2 separate regions of the Homo sapiens genome follow, and region 1 is linked to region 2. Evidence: chromatin contacts called from ENCODE Hi-C or POLR2A ChIA-PET data. All regions are on one chromosome and are shown on one strand. Each heading gives the region's core, a stretch centred on a gene start or an enhancer-like site at or near the end of the contact. The rest is flanking DNA. Distances are from core to core; before and after follow the strand shown. Region 1 has its middle 150 kb from the start of LINC02817. Region 2 overlaps LOC105372932 (a long non-coding RNA gene).

What was found. A loop is a pair of places that touch in the nucleus more often than their neighbours do. ChIA-PET counts read pairs that join two places held with the same protein, here RNA polymerase II (POLR2A). Pooled maps may share reads with other maps.
Region 1: a map of PC-3 shows a loop between it and region 2 (4-fold over the local background). The contact joins two enhancer-like sites. A Hi-C loop is called at or near these places in 3 of 168 maps with a recorded cell type or tissue (MCF 10A, PC-3 and PC-9) and 2 of 50 pooled maps. POLR2A ChIA-PET finds 5 or more read pairs at or near these places in 2 of 52 experiments (T-cell and activated T-cell).

Annotation. Positions count from the first base shown.
Region 1 is chr1:221,484,315-221,491,427 of GRCh38, forward strand. No RefSeq gene overlaps it. Among named protein-coding and RNA genes, the nearest start is that of LINC02817, 150 kb to the left of the region's middle. Within about 2 kb of position 3,642, at least 2 of the 41 ENCODE cell types and tissues checked have a DNase peak (open chromatin) inside an H3K27ac peak, as active enhancers do; they include PC-3 and PC-9, where a contact is called at or near this core.
Region 2 is chr1:221,436,367-221,443,547 of GRCh38, forward strand. All of the region lies in intron 3 of LOC105372932 (a long non-coding RNA gene), which reads left to right. Among named protein-coding and RNA genes, the nearest start is that of LINC02817, 100 kb to the left of the region's middle. RefSeq lists an enhancer at 3,338-4,537. Within about 2 kb of position 3,750, at least 8 of the 41 ENCODE cell types and tissues checked have a DNase peak (open chromatin) inside an H3K27ac peak, as active enhancers do; they include PC-3 and PC-9, where a contact is called at or near this core.

The DNA of each region.
Region 1 (7,113 bases), core at 2,392-4,891, 48 kb after region 2:
GTATGGTTTTGCCCCTGTCCTACCCCAGAGCTGGCATCGCCAATGACCTGACTTTAGCAGTCATCAGAAGATAGACCATCTACATGAGCTGAGCACTCAGTACTTATAGTATGGGGAGTGTGAAGGCCAAAGGACAGTCCTGTTGTCATTTCTCAGAGAAGTTGTGATTTAACCTAGAAGAGGAAATGGATAAGCAGATTTTTAGCATACTAGCAATGATTATGAAAGTGTGCAGGGCAAGAGATAGGCTGCTTATTTGGAAAACAGGCAGAATTTAGCGATGAATCCAGAGTGGCCAGTACCCAGATTCTCAGTTCTTTCATTAGTAGGATTTCAAAGACATCTATTATGCTTGCATAAAAGAGTCAGAGCCAATTTGTCTAGGCTGCATGTCTGCAGCAAATTTGAATGTCTATAGTAAGATAAAATTCTACAGGAATGACTCTGGTGGTGAAATAATTTTTTAAAAAATGTAAATGAGTAAATAAAGGATTTGCAGAGAAGAAATACATTTGTAGAGAAGAAACCATTACTGGTTTTGTACCTCCATTCTTTGCAGGGAAGAATGTGGCTGGAAATATAGAGAGTAACCACATAAAAATGCGCTTACCCCCTTTTTAATTTATTTTTTCCTTTCGCATTTTCTACCAGTAGAAGAACAAAGGTGCCTGGAGAGATAGCCTTTCTGAATATTCTTTATATTTAATATGATTGCATTGATCATTTTTAAACTCTTCTTATTTGCCACTGTGGAGAATTTTTTAACTTTTATATAAAAATATATGTTTCTCAAGAGCAAATGGTAATATATACAGTCTACAGTGGATGAATCAAGAAATAAGGATATGCTTGCATTGTGCAGGATGATGATAGAAAATACCCAAATATTAGAAAGGATTTTTTAAAAGCAGACTGGGTTGGGAGGATATATTTTGAAGAGGAATCTCTAGGGAACCAAGTTCAAGTCCCTTCTCATATGAAAGCCCAAAGAGTATGGTAATAAGGTCCTCTCCCCACCCAACGTTACCTAAAGAAATGGGTTCAGTACAAATTTACAGTGCTGCTTGAAAAGCCAGGAAATCTGTTTCTCCACTCTTGCGCTCCACCATTAGGGGAAATTTTGACTGCTAACATTGCTTCTTGCGCTACCAATGAACTCTTTTCCACTCTTTTTGCTACCCAAGGCTTCTAACTCTCAGCTTGTTTGCCTTGTGACTTCTGCTTCTTTGTGCCTTCTCTGTGTGTCTTATTCTGCCTTGCTATAGAAATCTCTGTTTCTCTGTATGTCATATTAGACTCTAAAAAATAAGGTTCTTGATTGAGAATATATCACTTTCCCAGATAGAATCTCCATCTAAGGGAAAGCTTCAGCTCTAGCCTTCTTACAAGGATCAGGCCAACCTGTAGGGGGTGAGTGGCTTAAAAACCTTCTCAGCGGAGGCCAAGGCAGACAGATCACCTGAGGTCAGGAGTTCAAGACCAGCCTGGCCAGCTGGCCAAGATGGTGAAACCCCGTCTCTACTAAAAATATAAAAAATTAGCTGGGCGTGGTGGCAGGCACTTGTAATCCCACCTACTCAGGAGGCTGAGGCAGGAGAATTGCTTGAACCTGGGAGGCGGAGGTTGCAGTGAGCTGAGATCACTCTACTGCACTCCAGCATGGGCAAAAAGAGCGAAACTCCGTCAAAAAAAAAAACCCAAAAAACCAAAAAAAAAACAAAACAAAACAACAACAACAAAAAAACCCTTCTCAGTGAGAAACCACAGGAGTGGCAGGCACCCTGGGGCTCCCCAAAGGGAATACTACATCAGACACCTTGGAGAGGCTTGCATTTTCATTACATTCTGCATTGTGATATTGCAATATTCAAGCTTGATGTAGACACTTTCCACGATGGAGAATTTGGCCTCAAGACTGCAACATTAGAGACCCTTTCTAAGTTTCCAGCCTGCCAGCTTGTTCTCCAAATCTTGGACTCATCAGCTTCCACAACGTGTGAACCAATGCTTTGAACTCTCTTGATGATAGATAGATAGATAGATAGATAGATAGATAGATAGATAGATAGATTTCTTTCTTGAGGAAGTCCATGCATCATTAGGAGCTTCAAATAATTGGCAAATTCTGCAAATTGAGACTCAATCTGTCTTCCTCTAGCTGCCACCTGTTATGTACTATGTCTATGTCCTCATCATATAGAGCATGATCAATTCTACTTCTACCTGACAGTCATTAATTTCATTCAATAACATTTTCACACAATTGACAAATCCAGAGGACAGATATCAGTATTTTCAGTTATCTAGACAGTGATCTGACCTGCTAGGTTCTCAGTCAGTGACCCCACCTTAAAACCACTACAGAACAAAATAATGAGGAATCTAGTGTCAGGTCAGCTTGAATCAGGGTTTCTAATTTCCACTTATTCTCTGTGTGACTTTGAGCAAGTTACCTAACATCTCTGACCTTCTGTTTCCCAATCTGTAAAATGAGAAAAAAATACCAACCTGCTAGGGTTGCTGTAAGCATTAAGGAGGACCATGTGTGTACAGCACTTAGCACAGTGTCTACCATGTGGTAAACAAGGGACATGTGGCAGCTTTTGTTACTCAGGTAGAGATGGCGGGCACCATTTCATCAGCTTGTGCTCTCGAAACTGCTACTGTCTGTCTTGTCTCTGGAAACTTGAGTCAGTAGACAGGTCTCCTTTGAGTAAGTGTAGGAAGGAGAAGTAATACTTCTCACTGCCTTCCTCCTTACTCCCTCTCAGCCCCAGCTCCTATCCCCAGCTCTTTATTTGGCTACTTTTCATAAGCCTCCTTCTGGGCACCAGCTTCTGTGGGATGTTCTTTAGGGACCCTCTCAGCTGGGCTGGTGCCTCTTCTTGATGATTCTATAATGCCTCGAGCCTATCTTCATCATTACATCACTGGACTATGTAACTTATTTTTTTTTTGAGATGGAGCCTCACTCTGTTGCCCAGGCTGGAGTGCAGTGGCGAGATCTTGGCTCACCACAACCTCCGCCTCCCAGATTCAAGTGATTCTCCTGCCTCAGCCTCTCGAGTAGCTGGGACTACAGGTGCGCACCACCATGCCTGGCTAATTTTTGTATTTTTAGTAGAGACGGGGTTTCACTATGTTGGCCAGGCTGGTCTCGGACTCCTGACCTTGTGATCCACCCGTCTCGGCCTTCCAGATTTGGACTTACTCATTTTTATATCCTTATTATGGGTAGAGAGCTTGGAACATTCTAAGCACTCAAAAATATTTAGTTCAATGAACAAAGAAATGAATGCTCCAACCATATCTATTCAACAAATTATCTCAAACAAAATGATTTCTATCCTTGTGCCTTATGCACTAGCATAGAACCTTAAAGTTCTATGCTAGTTGCTTTTACCTGTTAATTAATAGATCCTAGTTCTTTAATTTGAGAACTAATCTGCTGTATCTGCATTGAAAATTAATCTCCAGAGATATATTTTAGGCTTTGGACATTGGCTATGTAACCATTCTCCCTGTTCCTTTCACCCTGAATGATTTTCAGCATCTCTATGCAATTTCCGAATGCAATGTCCCGGTAAACCCGTTCACACACTTGACATAGAAAAAAACGTTGTGTTTGTTTATACAACTGGCTCAGTGAACAAGGATGAGAAATTGAGTTATTTATTCGATGACTCAGGCCTTGGTTACTAAACTGGAATTTGCCTCTGTACCTTGAGGGAGTGGAGAAAAGAAATCAAATAGATTAAATGAGACTGTTTGTCTTTCTGTACTTCTGCCGGAAACGCTATGCATGGGATAATTAGGTCCCAGGAATAGGAAATCTGGCCATGAAATAAAAAATACAGACTTATCATCCATAAGAAGTGGCCAGGTTCTGGTCTCACCAAAATGTTTGATGTTAACAAATGTATTTATTTTCTAATCTAGAAAGTTCTTGGCACAAATGTTCAACCCCTCTTGGAATTACTCAGCCCTGTGATGATTTTGTGGTGCACATCTATCACTAGACAGCATCGTAATGTGTGTTTTTCCCATGTGAACACTATGTGGAAAGGGATCCATGAAATGCTATAACATGGAATGTAAAAAAGTTGGTTTCCATCTTCTGGGAAGATGCTGTCAGAAACAATATGTGATCTGGGAAATTGACTGATGGACAACAAATATTCATGTCACCATTCCAAACCCTGTCACTTCTATTCAAGAAGCACCTGAAGTATGTGTAAAGGGAGCAATGAATTCTCTCTCCTGCCCATGTTGCTTAAGTGCCTCATTGCCTCCCTACTTAAGAAATGCCTAGCAACTCAAAAGGCATTAGCATGTGTGCAATGAAACTTGATAAGTATTTATTATCAATAATCAAATGGCTAAGATTTTGTTTGTGTAATTATTTACACAGGACTGTGGAAACCTCAAAGCAATGTGGCTCATTACACCCACGATATCTCATACTCATATCTCAGGAAAGTTCTAAGAAGATTGCTTAATTCTTTAATGCATTTAGTAGCAGCTCACATTAGCAGTCATTTCCTAACTCTCTAGTTCCTATCCACTTTTGAAAAAAAAAGTAATTGATTTACAATGTCAATTAAGCATGTATCAGTGCATGCCATATTTTATCCTGGTCTTGTGTCACCCATCCCATTTCACAAAACCTATATGCACACATAGACATTATTTCCTGTCAGATGGGTGATATCGAGTAGATGCATTTATTCATGGCTTTTTTTTTCTAAGAAAGTACAACAGTTTATTGAATACCTACTATGAGTCAAGCAAGGTACATAGATCCTGATTTTCTAAATTATATACAAATATGCCAAGGCCACTGTCTTCCTGGGTCACAAGATGCTTCTTTCTTTTTCTGCTGCCCCCATCCCTGCCACTGCCTTGTGTTAATCAGAGAAGGCCCCAAACACAAGTAAAGTCCTCTTGACTTTAGGCACACAGGAAGGCACAAGATGATGGGAGAGGTGAGAGGCAGCACTGTCATTACTTGCCTCTATCTACAGACCCAGCTGGTGCTCTGCAGTATCACCCCAACAAATGGCCCTGCATCAGCTTCACATCCTGTCAATCAGCCTTCCTTGCAAGGCCTGGTCTCAGCTTCATCACATTTGTGCTTTCAGAGCCAATGACGTATTTCTCATTTTCTTTCAGGAAGGCTTGGAAAGATCTCATTTTCTTCTCCTTTAACTTCTACTCTAAAAATAAAATAAACCAAAAATACAAACTGAAAATCTGTCAGTCAGAAACAACCCATTCTTTGCTGTCGTACCAAGTGAGAAGCACTATGCTTTCCAATCCAATTCAATTGGTTTAAAAGTGCTTTTAGACTATTGCTTGAATTTTTCTTTTCAAACTACAAAAGTCATTTATGCTATGTTGGCTATTGAAGCAAATTAAATAATATAACAAAAACAGAGATATTGTGTTAAATATTTTGTTTATCTTTTCACACTTACCTTTTATTTCTTTTTATTTTTTGAGACAGTCTTGCTCTGTCACACAGGCTGGAGTGCAGTGGTACAATCACAAGTCTCTACAGCCTCAACCTCCTGGGCTCACACAATCTTCCTGCTTCAGTCTCCTGAGTAACAGGGACTACAAGCATGCACCACCACGTCCAGCTAATTATTTTTAATTATTATTTTTTTTTTTTGTAGAGACAGGGTCTCACTATGTTGCCCATACTGGTCTTGAATTATTGAGGTCAAGTGATGCTCCTGCCTCAGCTTCCAAAAGTGCTGGGATTACAGGAGTGAGCCATGGTGCTTGGCTGCATACTTACCTTTCTAGATCTCATGCCAATTACATGCACGCACCCACAATCTTACACACATACACATTTTCTTTAAAAAGATTTGAGCCACAAACTTTACTAGAAGAAATAATGTTGTAATAATTATTTCTGGATTTTTATTTAATTTAAATGAGAGTAAAGGAGGTATAGAAACAAAAATATATGAAACACCTAGTATGTGCAAAAATTTTTTTTTACTTACATTATTTATTTAATTCTTAAAATTGCCCTGTGGAGTAGATTCGATTGACTTCAATTTATAGATGAAGACACAGAAGCTAAGGGAGAGATAAAAAACTTACCAAAAGTCACATAGTTAATAAATGATAGAGTTAGGAGTTGGCACCCATTCTTTCCAACTTTAAGTTCCTTTTGCTACTCCATGTTCATTCTCTCAAAGACACTGTGCTAACTGCTGTGGAAAAGAAAAGGATGAATAAATAATGTCCTGGACGTTCTCTTTTGAAAGTCATTGTTAACTGAGGGAAGTTCTTTGTCACATTGCATAGGTGGCATTTAGTGGATGAAACCCAGGAGCTAAGTGTCTTGTCATGTGCAGCACAACCCCACACAAAAAAGAATTGCCCAGACAATGCTAACAGAACCCCTTTGAGAAGCTTTACACTGCAGGCTTACAATTGTGAGAAAAACATGGAAATGTAAACAATGGAACTGGGGAACAAAATTAAGTAAATGCTAAATTAAAATACCGTTTATTTTTAAAATACTGATGAACCTCTTGCTTTTCTAGGCTGATGGAGGTTTTGCCAGCTTGAACATGTAGTTTCCAAAATGACTCTGGTTATCAATATCCATCCAGTAGAAGGAGAAAGAGGAAGAAGATTGTGTGGTAGAAGACTGAATGAGCCAGTCCTGGAGTCCCTACTACTCATACTCCATTGGCCGGAACTCAGTCACATGGCCACATCTGACCATGAGGCAGTCTGGGAAATGGATTCCAGCTGTGTTCCAATGAGGAAGCAGGTTCGATGAAGATCTAACCAATCTCTCTCTCACAGAGGTATCAAAAAGCATTAAAGAAAGGCAGTGCTATTTTCCTTTCAAATTCTACTCCAACTCATTCTCTTACTCTGTAAATAGCTTCAGCATCTGCTCAACTTTCCACATTATTTCAGTCACTAAGTCTGTACTAGTCCATTTTCATACTGCTATAAAGAACTGCCTGAGACTGGGTAATTTATAAAAGAAAAAGGTTTATTGACTCACAGTTCAGCATGGCTTGGGAGGCCTCAGGAAACTTACAATCATGACAAAAGGTGAAGAGGAAGTAAGGCACC
Region 2 (7,181 bases), core at 2,500-4,999:
ATGTGTGAGTTGGCTCTATGTCTGATGAAGTGACACACTACAGTGCCGGAGATGCCCTGATTTCCCATTAAGCTACTACAGAGAAAGGCATAGCTTAGTCGCATGGGCTGAATTCCTTATGGTACAATTATAGGCACAGTCACACCTGAAATGACCAGACATCGTGGTCAGAATGCCCTTTGCTTAACTTCTATTGGGCCTTTGCTCTGTGCCAGCCACTGTGCACAGGCTGCCCCAAATCATGCCACAAGCCCTGTCTTTCTTCTTGTTTCCAGTTGGCCCAGATGGACACACAGCATCCCAGTCCTGGCAAGCAGAGGGCTGGGGTGTCCTTGCTTGGGTCTAACCCTGGCCTCCCATCCTGTTTCTAACCGATGTGTGTACTCATATACATACATCATCATGTGAAAGTCAAGGCCTTCTCCAATATTTAGAGGCTGACTGGTCAGTAGTTTTATCACCAGAAAGAAGAATGGGAAAAGATATCAAGAAACCTCCTTTGTCATGAGAGAAACATATTAATTTGGATTGAATAATGTAGTAAATATAGTGACCCCTCTTTCCATCCTCAGTCAAATTAATGTGAACTTCTGGCCAGGTTTGGGGACACTGGAAGAAGACTTCCTCGTTGCGACTATGAGAACTATCATATCACAAGAACCATTTAAATGTCAGATGCACAATCCTCTTTCTGAAACCCTTGTGAACAAATCCACTATTCAGAATTCAGAATTTTCAGACGGTAGATATGTAACACAGTCTATACATTGAATATTGTGGAATACTCTGATCAGGGACTGGAGTAGGACCCCTAATTCAACACATGAAGAGTTCTATTACTGAATGTGTGGTGGTCACATCAGTAGGGATAAAATAAACAAAAGTAGTCTCGCATTGGTTCAGATCAGGCATTATCATCATATGATTCTAGCACACATGAAAAAACACTTGCTTATCAGACTATTTTTGAATATTTGATGGTGGATAGCAGACTGCGGTTCTGCCTGTGTGTGATGCAAGAGACATTCCCAGGCATGCAGCCCTGTCCAGAAGGCTCCTACAACTCTCCAAAATCAATAGGGCAAACTACACCACCAAGAAGGAAATCTATTATCAAGTAGCCCATTTTCTTTGTTCATCAAAAGGCAATGTATTCATCATAAAACTGTAAAACTTTTAGAAGAAAACATAGAAAAATATCTTCATTATCTGGGATTAGGAAAGGAATTTTAAATGATGCAAAAGCATGATACAAAAAAGAAAAAATGAAATTTTATCAAAATCAAAAACTTTTGCTCTGCTAAATCACTTCCAAGAGAATAAAAAGACAAGCCACAGACTAAAAGAAAATATTTTCAAATCTCCTATCTAACAGAGAACTTTATATCCAGATTACATAACAAACTCTCAAAACTCAACAATAAGAAATCAAATAACCCAATTAAAAATGAACAAAGAGATTGAACAGATGCTTCACCAAAGAAGACACAGGAGACTCCCCCACCATCGCCTCCTTAACCACAGGGGATACATTTCAAGACCCCCAGTGGATGCTTGAAACTGTGGATCGTACTGAACCCTAAATAACTACTCATAATAAAACAATTATAATAATTTACTATAATAAAAGTTATGTGAATGTGGTCTCTCCCTCATCTCATACTGCACTCACTCTTCTTCTTGTGATGATGTGAGATGATAAAATGACTATGCGATGGATGTGGTGACAGTAATCTGATAAGTGAGATGCCTACTCAGTGACTAACAGGCAAGTAGCCTATACAGCATGAATACACTGGACAGAGGGGATTCATGTCCCACGGAGCAGGGCTGCGCAAGATTTCATCACACTGCTCAGAACAGTGTGCAGTTTAAAACTTACGAATTGTTTGTTTCTGGAATTTTCTATTTAATATTTTCAGGACACAGTTGACTGCTGGTAACTGAAACTGCAAAAAGAAAAACCTTGGATAAGAGGGGACTGCTGTATAAAGTACGAGAAAAGATGTTTAATACCACAAGCCATTAAGGTAATGTGAATTTAAACAACAGTGAGCTACAACCACACACCTATCAGAATGTCCAAAATAAGGGCAGGCGTGGTGGCTCACACCTGTAATCCCAGCACTTTGGGAGGCCGAGGCAGGTGGATCAGCTGATGTCAGGAGTTCAAAACCAGCCTGGCCAAGAAGGTGAAACCCTATCTCTACTAAAAATAGAAAAAGAAAAAAAAATAGCTGGGCGTGGTGGCGCACGCCTGTAATCCCAGCTACTCTGGAGGCTAAGGCAGGAGAATTGCTTGAACGCGGGAGGCAGAGGTTGCAGTGAGCCAAGATCGCACCACTGCACTCCAGCCTGGGCAACAGAGAGACTCCGTCAAAAAAAAAGAATGTCCAAAATAAATACTGACAACACAGAGTGTTGACAAGGATGCTGAGTAAGTAGAATTCACATACATGATGGCTGGAATTGGAAAATGCTACAGCAACTCTGGATAATAGCTTGGCAGTTTCCTTATAAAGTGAAACATACATCTACGCTATAACTCCACAAGGCCGATCCTGAGTATTTACCCCAGGAAAATGAAAATGTATGTTCACATGAAACTGATAAACAAAACTTCAGAGTAGCTTTTTTTTTTTTTTTTTTTTTTTTTTTACACAGTAGCTTCAAACTGAAAATAACTTGAATGTCCCTCAATGAGTGAAAGGGTAAATAAACTGTGATACCACATATGATGGAACACTATTCAGTCATAAAAAAGAACAACTTAGATAACTCTGTGCTGAGTAAGAGATGCCAGTTTCAAAAGACAAAAGCACAATGGTGGAGAAGAGATTAGTGATTGCCAGGGATTATGGTGGAGGGAGGGGTGAATATAAAGGGACAGCATGGGGAAGCTTTGGGGGGTTATGGCACTGTTTCGTATCCTCTTTGTGGTGGTTACACAAATCTATACATATGTGGAAATCCATAGAGCTGTACATCAAAGAAAAAAGTCAACTTTACTATAGGATAATTTGGAAAATAATTTTTTTAAAGGCCAATGCATTCCTATTTGACTTTTCTATTCACAGTTTGTTGTCAATCTCTTCTTTACTGAACTGATGACATCCTGTTTTCACTAACACTGCTTGCCTGGCGGGGAGATATGAGGCATGTGTGAGGCATTGCAGATACAAAGATGAGTCAGGCAGAGGCTCATGCACAGGGCTCACCACCTGGGCAAGGAAATGAGACAGGGAAGTGAAGAGACGTCAACAATTTATGCTACAGAAATTCAAGGGGTGAGAAATCCCTGATCACTATGGGAAGTGTAAGCACAAAGCGTGTTTTCTTAACTCAACCAAGAAGGAATAATTGGTTCTGTTTACTGTTTCCTTACCAAATATATTTTTTGGTAATTTTGAAGACTCCCTTGCTTTGACCAAAAAATATTAAATTTAAAAATCTCATTAGTTGATAGGAACAGTGCCTGCTGGGTTGTAAATTTATTGAAACATGGCCTGTCCTAACCAGCACTCTGACACATAGAAGTCCCGTCACTCATTATATAAATCCATTTATTAAATAAATGGATGAAAGATAACATCATGAGCACAATATTTGAATCATTGCTAGTCATTGCGGTATTATTTTGTATTTAGTTGTCATATTCATCAGTATAGCTTCTGTCATAGTCATTTGGAGATGAAACATATTTTAATTAATATGTGCCCACTTCATTCTGAGGCTCTGTAGGTGGCACTCCCCAGGGGAAAGTCCCTAAAAGTGAGTCACCGTGATTATTCATGTCCTGTGGCATCAGTCTTTGAAACCAATATCTACAGGAAATAAATACCAGGAATGTGAATGCAGATGCCTTGAGAAGACCACTAATCCTGCTATGATAAGTAACTGGGCAGTTATTCAAGTGGGGTGTTTTTAGTGCCATGGAAACAGACAGAGTCGGTGTTTTCCAAGGGAAAGTGTTTTAAATCCAGAGTCCTGCCTAATCTGGATATAAATATGCTGACTGTTATGAATCTAGCTTCCTAAACCAAGCCCTACCTTAATTTCCTCATATGTGAGGTAAAGGTCACCCACCACAGTCTGGTGTGAATTCATGGCAATTAAGGTTCTTACTTAGAAGAAGTCATTATTTTTATTCCCATCTGGGCAGAAGTCAAGTTCAAAGTCAGAGTTGTATCAGGGTTCAGCTTCTGTGATCAGTCAGACCATTTATGTTTAGAAGTGAGTTTTCTAAAGTAAGTGCTAAGTATTTTAGGCAAAGAAACCCAGCTGTGAAAATACTGCTAACATTTGTACAGTTGTTTTATATGTGGATTTATTTTTACTTGCACTTACTTTAGTGCGATTCTTTGCAGAGAAGTTCCTCTTCCCCTCCTCTCCTTCCCCGTCACTGCCTCTGGCTGCCTCTCGTGGGTCATTTGAGAAATGACAGTCTCTCTCTAATCCTTATGGGTCACAAGTGTTCTGCATCATGGCACACCCTTGACTAATTAGCATTAATAAGTGATGCTGGGAGAAAGAACCCTGGAGAAAAAGCAGAAGGCTTGTTTTTGCCAAATTGGAATTGACCCAGCTAGCAAAATTTTCCAGCGTACTTTCTTACTCTCTTGCCTCTTGTGTGTTCTTGCTGCCTAAACATACGTTTCTGACATGAGGTCTTGGACAGCCCATGAAATACACTGCCCTGCATACCTTTTGTTCCAGGGGGCATGGGGACTTTATTTATTTAATAAACTTTTCCTAAACTGTTTACTGTGTGCAGGCCATAAGGGATAATAAGACATCATTTCTGCCTCCTACCTTTTTATGTTGTTTTAGCACAGATATGGCAAAGATATATCTAACTATATATTAGTTATTGAGCACCTACTGTGTGAAAGGCATTGGGCTAGGTACAAATAGAAGAGCCTTGCAGAATAAACAGGACTTCAATAGGCAGGGAACCAAAATAGGACAGGCCAGGTAGGCTGCGCAGTAAAAGGAAAAGCTCAAAGGCAGGAAAGTAAAAGTCCAATTAGAGGGCTCTGCGTAGGGAATCCAAAGCAAAAGGGCTTAGTGGGAACTTCTGGGTCTATAACCAAAAGCAGGGTTTCAAAGAGATATTTACTTCATCCATGTTCATAGCAGCCATATTCATAATAGCCAAAACAAGGAAGCAACCCAAATGTCCATCAGTGGACGAAAGGATAAACAAAATAGCCTTAAAAAGGAAGAAAATCCTGCCATACACTACAACATGGATAAGCCTTGAGGACAGGATGCTAATGAAATGAGCTACTCATCAAAAGAAAATACTGCATGATTCCACTTACATGATATAGTTGAGAAATCACAGTCATAGAAACAGAATATAGAATGGTGTTTTTCAGGGGCTGTAGGGGAGGAGAGAAAGAGGAGTCATTGTTTAATGGGTATAGAATTTTAGTTTTACAGGACAAAAATTTATGGACATGGATGGGGTGATGGATGTGCATTATGAATGTATTTAGTAACACTAAACTGTACACTTAAAATGGTAAAAACTGTAAATTTTATGTGTATTTTACCACAATAAAAAATGGAAAAAAATGGGCATAGTGGAAAAACTCAGGGTTCAAATCCTACCTCTTTCCCTTATGCACTGGTTCTTCATATACAGACTAAAAATAACAATTGCACTTTTCAGGGTTGTTGTAGGTATTTAAGAAAATCCACTTAATACATGCAGGCGGAGGTTAAAGATAGTTTTTCGTATTAGTCAGTTTGACTATAGCAAACAATTTATGAAGGAGAACATGGAAAATGAGGTGGCAAAAGCAGTTTAGAGCCTCAAGTGAAATGCCTTGAATGCCTATCTATAAAATGGAGCTTTATTCTGTGAACAGTGAGGAACCATTGATGGTCAGTGAACAAAAGAGTGACATGGTCATGGAACTGTTTTCAGAACAATGAGGAGCAGATTAGGAGCAGAGAGAGAAGGGACTCACCAAATAGCTGGCAATTGCTGCAGTGGTTCTGCTGAGAAAGTGGAAAGGAAAAGGTTTATTTGAAGTGACGGTACTTTGCTATGGGAACATTTTTATTCTACTTTAAATAAAATTCAAAGTTATATCAAGAAAACTTCAGGTAAAATGTAAGTTAATGTTTTCCATGCTTGATCAATTCCCAATTTTTTAATCAAACACTACATGTTTGGTGACAAAACATAAATGTGATGTGGCATCCTTCCATCAGCACACACTTTGTGTGTTAACAAACAGCAAGACGCTGATTTCATAAATCCCAGACCAGACAGCACCTCAGGTTCTGGGAACCTTCTGCCTCTAAGAGACCACCCAGCTTTCAAGGGTCCACACAGATCTAAGTGAAAAGCTATAGGAATAACCATTTTGGAACCAGGTTACCTCAAAGACTTTCAGATGTTTATTTGGACATTTAGGCACATTTGGAAGAGAGCAACATAATGTCCCCAAAGAGGAAATCATTGAATAAAGGCGTGTGTTAAAAAGAATTGTGCAGCCATTAAAATAGTGTGTTTATGAAACAATGCTCATGGTATATTAAATAAACTAACCTAGGAAAAAATGTTCATTAGGTTATCATTTCTGTTACAAAGTTAAACATATATGAACATACTATTATGTGTATAGGTAAAGAACTGAAAGAACACACATTACATTTTTTTTTTTTTTTGAGATGCAGTCTCGCTCTGTCACCAAACTGAAGTGCAGTGGCACGATCTCGGCTCACTGTAACCTCCGCCTCCCGGGTTCAAGCGATTCTCCTGCCTCAGCCTCCCGAGTAGCTGGGACTACGGGCACGTGCCACTGCGGCCAGCTAATTTTTTTATTTTTGGTAGAGACGAGGTTTCACCATGTTGGCCAGGGTCTGGATCTCTTGACCTCGTGATCCACCTGCCTTTGCCTCCCAGAGTGCTGGGATCACAGGAGTGAACTACCGCTCTCAGCCCACATTATATTTTTAACAGCGGTAGTCTATGACTGAAGAAATTATGATGGTTTTAAATGAGAGATTACAAACTGACAGCTTAAGGTTGCGTTTGACTTCTGGACATTTTTGTTCACTTAACCTTTTCTGTTCTGTTACCCCTCTTTACACTATTCTCCAAGGACCTACTCACTTTGTGTATATTTTGATTACCTGCCTGAGCACTGTAGGTGTTCCTGGGT